Linked DNA regions of Homo sapiens: region 1 is linked to region 2. The links are chromatin contacts, found by Hi-C or POLR2A ChIA-PET in ENCODE. All regions are on one chromosome and are shown on one strand. The core of a region is the stretch at or near the end of the contact, and the rest is flanking DNA. Distances in the headings are between cores, read along the strand shown. Region 1 overlaps PREPL (prolyl endopeptidase like). Region 2 has its middle 33 kb from the start of SLC3A1.

The links. A loop is a pair of places that touch in the nucleus more often than their neighbours do. ChIA-PET counts read pairs that join two places held with the same protein, here RNA polymerase II (POLR2A). Pooled maps may share reads with other maps.
Region 1: a map of heart left ventricle shows a loop between it and region 2 (2.3-fold over the local background). The contact joins two enhancer-like sites. A Hi-C loop is called at or near these places in 2 of 168 maps with a recorded cell type or tissue (both heart left ventricle), 2 of 37 single-sample maps with no recorded cell type and 3 of 50 pooled maps. POLR2A ChIA-PET finds 5 or more read pairs at or near these places in 9 of 52 experiments (CD8-positive, alpha-beta T cell, H1, MCF 10A and 6 more).

The regions. Positions count from the first base shown.
Region 1 is chr2:44,321,337-44,327,052 of GRCh38, reverse strand. PREPL (prolyl endopeptidase like) reads left to right here. Exons shown (of 14, transcript NM_001171613.2): 10 at 125-341; 11 at 3,642-3,791; 12 at 4,199-4,322; 13 at 5,153-5,226; 14 at 5,608-5,716. The coding sequence ends at 5,697. It overlaps SLC3A1 (solute carrier family 3 member 1), which reads right to left. Exons shown (of 10, transcript NM_000341.4): 10 at 5,559-5,716. Among named protein-coding and RNA genes, the nearest start is that of PREPL, 37 kb to the left of the region's middle. Within about 2 kb of position 1,737, at least 4 of the 41 ENCODE cell types and tissues checked have a DNase peak (open chromatin) inside an H3K27ac peak, as active enhancers do.
Region 2 is chr2:44,240,221-44,245,702 of GRCh38, reverse strand. It overlaps a transcript of PPM1B not described here. Among named protein-coding and RNA genes, the nearest start is that of SLC3A1, 33 kb to the left of the region's middle. Within about 2 kb of position 1,407, at least 9 of the 41 ENCODE cell types and tissues checked have a DNase peak (open chromatin) inside an H3K27ac peak, as active enhancers do.

The sequences.
Region 1 (5,716 bases), core at 488-2,987, 81 kb before region 2:
AAGCAAAAACCAGTCTTAGCTCCAGGGCCACACAAAAAACAGGCCTCCAGGTGTAGTTCGCTGACCCCAGCCTACAGTATTAACTTTTTTTTTCCACTAAAACTTTTTTGCCCTTCAATTTCAGAGGTGGTGGTGAGTTAGGCCTCCAGTGGCACGCTGATGGCCGCCTAACTAAAAAACTCAATGGCCTTGCTGATTTAGAGGCTTGCATTAAGACGCTTCATGGCCAAGGCTTTTCTCAGCCAAGTCTAACAACCCTGACTGCTTTCAGTGCTGGAGGGGTGCTTGCAGGAGCATTGTGTAATTCTAATCCAGAGCTGGTGAGAGCGGTGACTTTGGAGGTGAGTACGCTCTGTCTCTACTGTTTATAGAATGGGGGAGGTGTGAAGCCATAGGCTACTCTAAGAAAAATGTTTTTGGGCTGGCACAGCGGCTCATGCCTGTAATCCCAGCACTTCGGGAAACTGAGGTGGGCAGATTGCTTACCAGGAGCTCGAGACCAGCCTGGGCAACATGGCGAGACCCTGTCTCTGCAAGAAATTAAAAAAAAAAAAAAACCTACCCAGGCTTGTTGGTAAGAGGATCTCTTAAGAGGTTGAGGCTGCAGTGGACCACTGTGCTCCAGCCTGGGCAACAGAGTGAGACATTGTCAAAAAAAAAAAAAAAAAAGGAAAGAAAAACATTTCTGTTACAGTTTTACCATAGCATAGGAGTATAACAAAGCTTTTAAGTTTTAAACTCAGAATTATAGCTTGAGGAGAACTTCTAAAGTTATTTTAATCCAACTATTAACCGTTATTCTTCTCTGATACAGTGTTCTTTATTATCTTTAAGGCTTTCCACTGAAAGATATTAATGGCTATTTCCATTGCTCATTTGTATTTGTAAGGACATTTAGAATTGGTGAAAAAGCACTGAAGCATATATGAGTCCCAGTTGAGAAAGCCAGGCAAAGCACGCTGTGACTCTGGAATGCACTGAGTCCTTTGGCTCCTGGTCACCTTGACAGGCTACTGCCCATCAACATTTCAGTCCTAGATTTATAGGCTCTTTATTTTTAGATAGTCCATTCTTAATGGTCGTTTGGGCATAGTTTTTCCGTATTTTAATTGAAATATCTTACCCTGTTCTGAAAATGATTATCTTTTCCCAGTGTCAGAAATTACGAAGTTACATTGTAGCAGTTGGTTTCACTGCTATCATTCTCCTACTTCTAGGTTACTCTGAAAAATAATGACTGAGATGGGAGAGAGTAAATTATTTTCAGGATTTTTTATTTTGAGGTTGGGGAGTTTATACTGTGGGCTTGTAAATAAGTGTTAAATAGTAGTCACCTGTAAGTCTATTTTTTAAAAACAGAAAAATGTGGAGAATAGCCTATGCACAAAGATAATGGCAGAATTATTTACAGTTTAAAGACAAAGCAACTAGATTTTGACTTTTAGAAATTTAAAAGGAAATGATGAGAAGGATATTTATGCTAGGTTGCTTATTATAGTGAAGACTAGGAGACAACCTTTTATACATGTATAAGTCAAATTCTTCTTATAAGCACCAAAAATCAACCCTAATTTAAGCAGAAAAGGGATTAAAGGGCATTAGGAAAATGTAGGTGTCTTCAGACCAGTGTTAGAGGCTTCAGAGCCAAAGGCATAGAATTGGCCCAATGAAACTATTACTGCCGCCACTGCCAAGCACAAATCACCTCACACTGCCAGTGCAACTTCTAGAGCTGGATATAGCTGTGGCACTTTTGCCAGAATAAATTATCTGTGATCACTGCTTCTTTGAATCACTAACTTTCCATGCAGAGTGTAAAGCACATGTGTCTGGTTGATAGACCCAAGTCACACATGGGTCACACAGCTACTCCCAAGCTGCAGGGAAAAATGGGAAAGAGAAGTCTAGCACTTAGTATCTCCACAGTGAGAGGCAGGCTCTAGCTGATAAGGTTGGAGGTTTTTCAAATGCAAAAAAGTTCATATGGTAGGCAGCCAAAAAGAATTACAGATGACTCACTATACTTGGTTAATGTTAATATGAGGGAAAGCTAAAAAGTATGTTAACAGAAGAAAATAAAGCTAAGTGAAAAATACAGCCTTCATTTTTGTTTTGTTGTTTTTGTGGGGTTTTTGTTTTTTTGTTTTGTTTTGTTTTGTTTTTTGAGTCAGAGTTTTGCTCTTTCACCCAGGCTGGAATGCAATGGCACACGAACACAGCTCACTACAGCCTCGACCTCTGGGGCTCAGGTGATCCTCCCACCTCAGCCTCCTGAGTATCTGGGACTACAGGCATGTGCCACCATGCCCTGCTAATTTTTGTGGTTTGTTGTTGTTTTGTAGAGATGTGGTTTTACCATGCTACCCAGGCTAGTTTCAAACTCCTGGGCTCAAGTGATTTGCCCACCTCAGCCTCCCAATGTGCTGGGATTACAGGCATGAGCCACCATGTGCGACCCAGCCTTCGTTTTATTAAATTTTGTAACACTAATTATAAGCCAATGGGTTGTTTTCTCTTCTTTCACCTTGGGTATTTTGCAGAGTTTCTTTACTTAGCGTTTTTTGCTTTTAATATAAAATGTCCAACTGGTCAAAAAGACTTTATTCCTTGTGTATTTTTTTCATTTAAAAATTTTTAATTATGGTAAAATACCATAAAATTTACCATCTCAACCATTTTTAAGTGAATAGTTCAGTAGTGGTAAGTGCACTCATAGGCTTATGCAGTCAATCTCCAGAACTCGTTTTTCATCTTAACAAAACTGAAACCCTGTACCGATTAAACAGCTCTCCATTTGCTTCTTCCCACAGCCTCTGTCTCTGTGAATTTGACTACTCAAACACCTCACATAGGTGGAGTCATACAAAATTTTTTGTGACTGGCTTATTTCACTTAGATTATATCCTTGAGGTTCATCCATATTGTAGCGTGGATCAGAATTTTATTCATTTTTAAGGCTGAATAATATTCCATGTAATATTGCATGTGTATACCACATTTTGCTTATTCGTTCTTTGGTTAATGGACACTTGAGTTGCTTCCACCTTTTGGCTGTTGTGAATATGCTGCTGTGAACATAGGTATGCAGATCTCTTTAAGACCCTGCTTTCAGTTTTGGGGATTATATGCCAGGAGTGGAATTGCTGGATCATATGGTAATCTTAAGCTTAACTCTTTGATGAACCACCATACTGTTTTCCAAAGCAGCTCCCCCATTTTACATTCCAACCACCAGTGTATCAGGATTCCGGTTTCTCCACATTACTGCCAATACTTGTTGTTGTTGTTGTTGTTTTAATATAATAACTAACTGTCCTAATTGGTATGAGACAGTAGCATTTATTGCTTTTATATAAGAAAAAATATAAATGAATAAAAGGTACTAAGCTAAAAATAAATATTGTGAAATTAGAAGATAAACCATTTCTTGTTATATGTCATTTAAGGAATCTGAAGACTTTAAAAGTAGGTTATAAATTACAGGCCCTGGTTAAGGACTGAGTATTCTAGCTCCTAGGAATCTACATGGCTTGAGTTATTTTCTCTCATATTAGTATGTATATTCATAAAATAGAATGTTTTTCTGAAACTCACTTACCAACCTCTTACTTGAAGTATAAGTTTCTTTGCCTTTTTTTTAGGCACCTTTCTTGGATGTTCTCAACACCATGATGGACACTACACTTCCTCTGACATTAGAAGAATTAGAAGAATGGGGGAATCCTTCATCTGATGAAAAACACAAGAACTACATAAAACGTTACTGTCCCTATCAAAATATTAAACCTCAGGTAGTGAAAGACAATTGTGTTAGATTATCCTGAATTTACACAGAAGATAATAAAAAAAAAACTTATCCAAGCTGAAGCAAAAATAGGAGCTTTAGAGATGTTTCTACTTATGATGCCCAAATATCTTCAGCACCATCTCTGCTCATGCTCCATGTTTAATACCTCAGGGGAATAGACTTATCATGCCTTAATTACTAAATTAGCTAAGGTCCTTTAGTCAAGAAAAGGCTATTCCAGATAACAAGTAGTCTACTACTGTAATACTGAGGCGCTCTCAAGATAGCAAGTGAGAAAAAGCATAGAGCACTTACAGGGAAAAATTGGAGGTAATTATTTTTCATAGTCTCTATAGTGGCAAGGGACCATAAGAAATAATGTAAACTCTTCGTGCATGTATTTTCTTTCAGCATTATCCTTCAATTCACATAACGGCATATGAAAACGATGAACGGGTACCTCTGAAAGGAATTGTAAGTTATACTGAGAAACTCAAGGAAGCCATCGCGGAGCATGCTAAGGACACAGGTGAAGGTAGGAGACCCCCTAGAAGCAGGGAACATGGCCAAACAGACTACTACCCACAGCACACTGCTCAGAGGAATATATTTCAGGCTGTAGCCAAATCATCTGCCCAGGATTTAGGGCAAACAATTATTTTGCTATGTTGACTCCCCAGTTAAAGTGTACGTAACTACATGTCTATACATACACTGCCTCACCTCTTTTTCAAAGGACAGTATTAAAATAGATAGGCAGGACACAAAGGAAACAGGAAATTTAAGAATCAGATATAACTTGGAGATGCACTGCCATACAATTATTAATTCATTTAACAATATTTATTGAGCCGTTATTCTTGGGAATCTCTAAAAGACAGATTCTGAGATTTTTGTTTTGGGCCATCAGTGCCCAAACTGTTTAGCTGCATGAATTTCCTCTAGCTAGCTGTTTCAGCTTTATGAGATAAGAATCCCTCCCTTTTGCCTTGAAACTACATGCCATATCAGTCTCCCTGTATTCATCTCCATTTGTCACCCCCATCCATTGCTGTAGTTGGTGTTTCCAGGGCATAAGACTCTCAGATTCCACAGGGCAGGTTGATGATCTCCTGGGTTTCAACCTTGTCCGTGTGGCACCATATAGTCTTTTCCATACGGCCTCTTCCTGCTTTCGCTGTGTCAGAAGTTTGTCTTCTGTTGCTTGTCCCCTCCCATCTTTTTGTTGATGATGGTGGTTTTTGCTTTTTATTCCTTTACTATTATTTGAACTGAGTACTCAAAGAAGAGGGGAGGAATGGGTCTCGATCTTCCAAAGAAGATCCCATACAATCTTCTAATTGTTCTACATGTTAACTCTTCCAGGCTATCAGACCCCTAATATTATTCTAGATATTCAGCCTGGAGGCAATCATGTAATTGAGGATTCTCACAAAAAGGTATGTTATCAAGGCCCTCTCAGTGGACAGATTCCCGAACTAGATACATGTTGTTTTCACATTTTCAGTGGTTGCAGCAGGTTTATGACAAAGCCACTTCACAAATGTCCTATCTATGGGTGAGACCCAGGAGGGGAGGGAGGGACACTGTGTCAATCAAGAGAAATGTCTCTCTCTTGTACTTGATACGTGAGCTCTGTTAAAGAAAATAATTTAATCTTAATTGTTGGAAGCCTTCTGCCTCTCTCTCGAATGAAAGTATTCTTGCCATAAATTGCTGACTTCACGGTTAGGTAAAGATGGATAGATAAAGAGAAGCTTAAACAGTGGCATTTTACTACAAAGGCCTTCTATTTAATTTTTTTAATGTGTTTCTTTTAGATTACAGCCCAAATTAAATTCCTGTACGAGGAACTTGGACTTGACAGCACCAGTGTTTTCGAGGATCTTAAGAAATACCTGAAATTCTGAAACACTGCATTCAACTGGG
Region 2 (5,482 bases), core at 158-2,657:
GTTTTCTGTCATCTGATCTAAGTGAAGCAGGACAACAAAGGAGAAGTTAATCTATAACAAAGGTCATTAATTAAGAAGGCAGGTGGTTTTTGTACCTGATGTAGTTTTATTCTCTCTAGTCATTGTACAGAACAGGAAGAATAATCAGGGAAATAAAAAGTTGTTAGCATATGTGACTCAGATCAACTACATCTCTCTCAAGGCTTAGTGTTTTTTGTGGGTTCCAGGAGCTTTTAAATACTTATTTTCATAGCCCCGAGGGTTAATAAGACAACTGAGGAGAAGAAGCAGAGATGCAACACGACAGGCAGAGCTGATCAAAGATGGAAATGAACTCATTCCTGACACTCACACTAGAGGCTGCTGAAAGATCATCTGGCATTCAGGGTTTTCTCAGCTTTGAGATTTTATAACTATATAGTTAGAGATCTGCCCAGCTATAAAATGTATTACTCTATCTTTGAAGCACACACAAATGACAAATCTTCAGAACTACTGTTAAAACTTCTGGGGACACAAAACCACAAATCATTCAAAGAGTTTGCTTTATTGGCTGTTCTCAAATGGGCAAGCAGCTGTGTGTGTGTGTTTTTGGTGTGAAAGCGCCTAGAAAATGTAGTTTATTTTGGCATATTTTTTCTAGTGTTAAAGCAATCAGCATGGATACGTAAATTGTTGATAGTGAAAGACATTTCATTAGTTTAGTATTGTACACTGTTACACCGCTATAGGAAAAATTCTGTCTCAACTGCCAGATTCACGTGTCCCGCCCTAAAAAAGCCAAAAGCCCTAAAAATACATGTGTATATGTATATATATACACATAGATACACACACACACACTATATATGTGTGTGTGTGTGTATATATATATATATATATCTCAAGTAATTATACACTTCTAAATATAGATACTGGAAGTCACTAAAGTAAAAAAAAAAAAAGGTCTAATATATAAGAGTTATTCAGATTTGTATTCGCGTAGAACAAGCCAGTTCCTTTCATATTAACTATGCACACCACCTCCTTTCAGAAGAGATCTGGGAATGATAAAAACCAGTCGGAAGACGGTCTTAACCGTTTAGAAATCCAGTAACTTCCGATTTAAATGGTGCTTTTAGGAGAAGGAAAACAACGCCAGATTAAAGCCTGCCTTTAACCATAAGAGTCCCTGGAATCAAACCAAAAGTGCTGCCAAGAAGCCACAGGTGTTTATCACATGGACAGGAAAAAATATGATTTTGAAGGGCACAGTGACAGTCCTTCTCTGTCTCCACTAATGGGTTATAAGATTAAAGGTTAACAGCAGTACAAATACTATAATTATATAATGCTGGGTTTATTTTTCGTTCGGGTTTACAAAAAAACCTTTTTGTCCGCGTGCTTCTGAGTGCTTGGAAGGTCTGCCAGCCACTGCCTTTCTTGTCACCAGAGCTCTCAGCAGGTTTACAGATGGACGTGCCCAAGACTGCCATCTGGTGGATATGATAGAAATTGAAATATATATATATATATGGTTTTTTTTTTTCTTGCAGGATTGGGGTTGGTAAGTAAATAAAACTAGTTGTCTAAGAAGGTATACATTTAAAATATACTGAGGAGGGGGGTTCACTCATCACAGCAATAAGAAATATAAAATAACAAGGAATTAATTTAAGAACGGTGTAGATCATATGGAGAAAATTACAAAACTGTACTGGGGACATTAAAAACACTTGTATAAATAGAAAGATGTAGCATCTTCCTGGTGGAACTCACCTTGGCTAAAGATACCAATGACCCCTACATTAATCTACACATACAACAATTCAATCAACACATTAATGAGATTTTTATTTGGCAGGGATATCTTGGCCAAGTTATTGAAAAATTCATCTGGAAAAATAAACACATTCAATTTTTGTAAATGTAGAATAATAAGGGGCATTTTCCCTATCAGATAATAAAATGTATAGTAAAACTATGATAATTAAGATGACATGGTACTGACACACAACACAAAACGATAAAATAGAATGCTTATAAAAATACAAGCATATACATGAATATGTCATAAAGGACAACTTCAAATAATGAGAAAAGATTGGCTTATGTAACAGCTGGTATAAAGGGATAATGGAAAAATCTATAGGAAAATGTTATATTAGATTTTTACCTCAGAAATAAGTTCCAGTTGTATTAAAGTACAAATATTCAAAAGGCCAATGTCTTAAAATATATGTAAATATTTACTTAGGATATAAAAAATTGTCTTTGTATGCAACTGAAGGTTGATGAAACTGTTAAAGAAAATTCTGAAAATTTTGAATGTAAAAGTATGACACTTGTTGAAACATATCAAATTTAACACAAAAGCTCTTTGTAGTTTACTGTATGTAAATTTTCAATTCTTTTAAAGTAAAATAAAACAAAATAAATCCTATTTGATTTAAAAGTGTATATGAAGGGTAAAAGGGAATATTTTTGACCAAGGAGAGCTCTCTTATACTCTTCAGCTCTGAGCATCTTAGCCCTCTCTCTAGTACCGCTCCAATCATAGTGAGTAGAAAGCCCTTATTCTGCCTGTAGGAAAAGCTGGCATCGAAACAAAAAGTTATTGTGTAAGAAAAAGCTCAGAAGTTGCATGATGTGATTTTTTTGGGGGGGAAATCCCTATGAGGTTGAGATTGTGTTTTTTTCAAAAATTAGGTCATTTCAGTATGGCTAGATGTCCTTTGGTCTTAGTCCAATCTGTGAATATCTTTCCTTAAAAACAACAACAACAAACCATACACAGTATTACAGTATTGAAAGGCAAATGGCGAACTCAGGAAAATAATCCATGACATAGGTAACAGAATAATGGTTAAAATCCTACATGTATAAAGAGCTCTCACAAATCAAGAAAAATTATAAATATGTAAACAGAATATCCTTTAATGTTAAGAAAAAATGCTGCCAATTAACATGTGTGAGCAGGCTTACAATAAAAGAATAAGCAAATATGAGAAAAACATTTTCACTCACTAGTAATCAAATAATTGGGAATTAAATCAAGAAAATGTAGGTTACAATATTTTACCCAGCAGCTTGGCAATGTGCAACACTGGTAAGAAAGTGAAAAACATAGCTACTCTTGTATACTATTAAGATTGTAAATGTGTACCCTCTTCCTGAAAGGCAATTTAGGACACTGAATTTTGTTTCTGTATTTTATTTAACTCAAGATTTTATGAAAAATTCAAACATATGGAAAATTAGAGAAAAATACAACAATTTTACCTATTGCCCAGATTTCACATTTTGACATCTTTACCTTTTTTAAGGAGAAAATAAAAAGCTCCTTTTCCCAATATCTTTAAAAAAGTAACCACTGTTCTAAAGTTAATGTGTATTATTTTCATGTGTGTTTTATATGTACATACTACTATCCATAAATTGTACCTATCATATTTCATCAACTCTAAGATTCCATTATTTTACGTACCATTCTTTTATATGTTAAGAAAAAATGCTGCCAATTAAACTACGAAATAATGTTTTGTTAACATTTAAGATTATTTTCTGGCCAGGCGTGGTGGCTCACGCCTGTAATCCCAGCACTTTGGGAGGCCGAGGTGGGTGGATCACAAGGTCAGGAGATCGAGACCATCTTGGCTAACACTGTGAAACCCCGTCTCTACTAAAAATACAAAAAATTAGCCGGGCGTGGTGGCAGGTGCCTGTACTCCCAGCTACTCGGAAGGCTGGGGCAGGAGAATGGCGTGAACCTGGGAGGCGGAGCTCGCAGTGAGCTGAGATCGCGCCACTGCTCTCCAGCCTGGACGAGAGTGCGAGACTCCGTCTCAAAAAAAAAAAAAAAAAAAGATTATTTTCTAATACTTATTATAACAGGTTTTTAGGACAGATCTTTTTTTAATCTTACATATGCTATTATTTCTGTGTTATATGCCAAATCATAATATAATCATTTTGAAGACATTTTATGTTTTGAGACAGGGTCTTGCTCTGTCATCCAAGCTGGAGTGCAGTGACATGATCTCAGCTCACTGAAGCCTCTGCCTCCTGGATTCAAGCGATTCTCCTGCCTCAGCCTCCCAGGTAGCTGGGATTACAGGTGCACACCACCACGCCTGGCTAATTTTTGTATTTTTAGTAGAGATGGGGTTTCACCATGCTGGCCAGGCTGGTCTCGAACTCTTGACCTCAAGTGATCTCTCCAGGTGGCCCTCCCATAGTGCCGGGATTACAGGTGTGAGCCACCGAGCCTGGCCTTGAAGACATTTTAAACAGCACTTAAATATTAACACATGTATTCCCGACACAGTACAAAACCCAATTGTGAATTGAGATATGACCAAGCTGGTGCAACTATGCCATGATGGCTGCCTTAGTCAAAGACAATTGTTAAGATGCTTCCTGGCCGGGCACGGTGGCTCACACCTGTAATCCCAGCACTTTGGGAGGCCAAGGGGGGCGGATCACCTGAGGTCGGGAGTTCGAGACCAGCCTGGCCAACATGGAGAAACCCCCACCCTACTGAAAATACAAAATCAGCCGGGCGTGGTGACGCATTCCTGTAATCCCAGCTACTTGGGACGCTGAGGCAGGAGAATCACTTGAACCCGGGAGGCGGAAGTTGCAGTGAGCCAAGATCGCGCCATTGCACTGCAGCCTGGGCGACAAGAGTGAAACTCCGTCTCAAAAAAAAAAAAAATAAAAATAAAGATGCTTCCCAATTTCAAAGAAATTAAAATATGAAGTGTTTTGGAATTAATTTTGGAGACAAATTTACATACAAGACATCCCCTTATAACTTGCTTTCTCTCAGCATCATGTTTTCAAAGTATTAAGAGACAGCTCACTGCGTAAGGAAGCCAACAGCACCTGGCTGCTGCTGGAGCTCGGGACTCTCTTAGCTTAGCGCTCCCTCCATTTTACTGAGCCACCCCAGAAAACGCTGTTTCATGCTAATGGGTACTAGTAGGCTAAGGAGTTATTCCTTCTTGGGAACATCTGCCTTAAATCAGGAAAATTGTCTTTTCAAAGGCCCAGGAATTCACATATCATCTGGGACCAGGGTGAAGCACTTGCTTTGGGGACAAAATTTAAGGAATGGCAAGTAATCAAGATAAATTTTTTTTTAAATTTTAGATATTTTAATGCAACATTAAAAAAGTCAAAACTAATGCAAAATGACGAACATAATATAAACATTTTAAATAAGACAGAATCTACTCTCTGCTGAAAAAAAGAAAAAGGGAAAAAAATAATCATTACAGAGTTTTCCATTTGCCTTAGGCTCCCACATGACTTGGCATGGTATAGTTACTAATCCTGTTTTACAGGGGGAGGAAAGGGAGTGATAGGTTAAAATGAGTGAGCAACATGGTCCCAGAGTACAATTAAAAATGTAAATGTACAACAGAAACACACAAAATAATTATAGGAAGGGCGAACAATTTTCAATATTATATCCCCAAATGGATGCAAGCTCTTTATA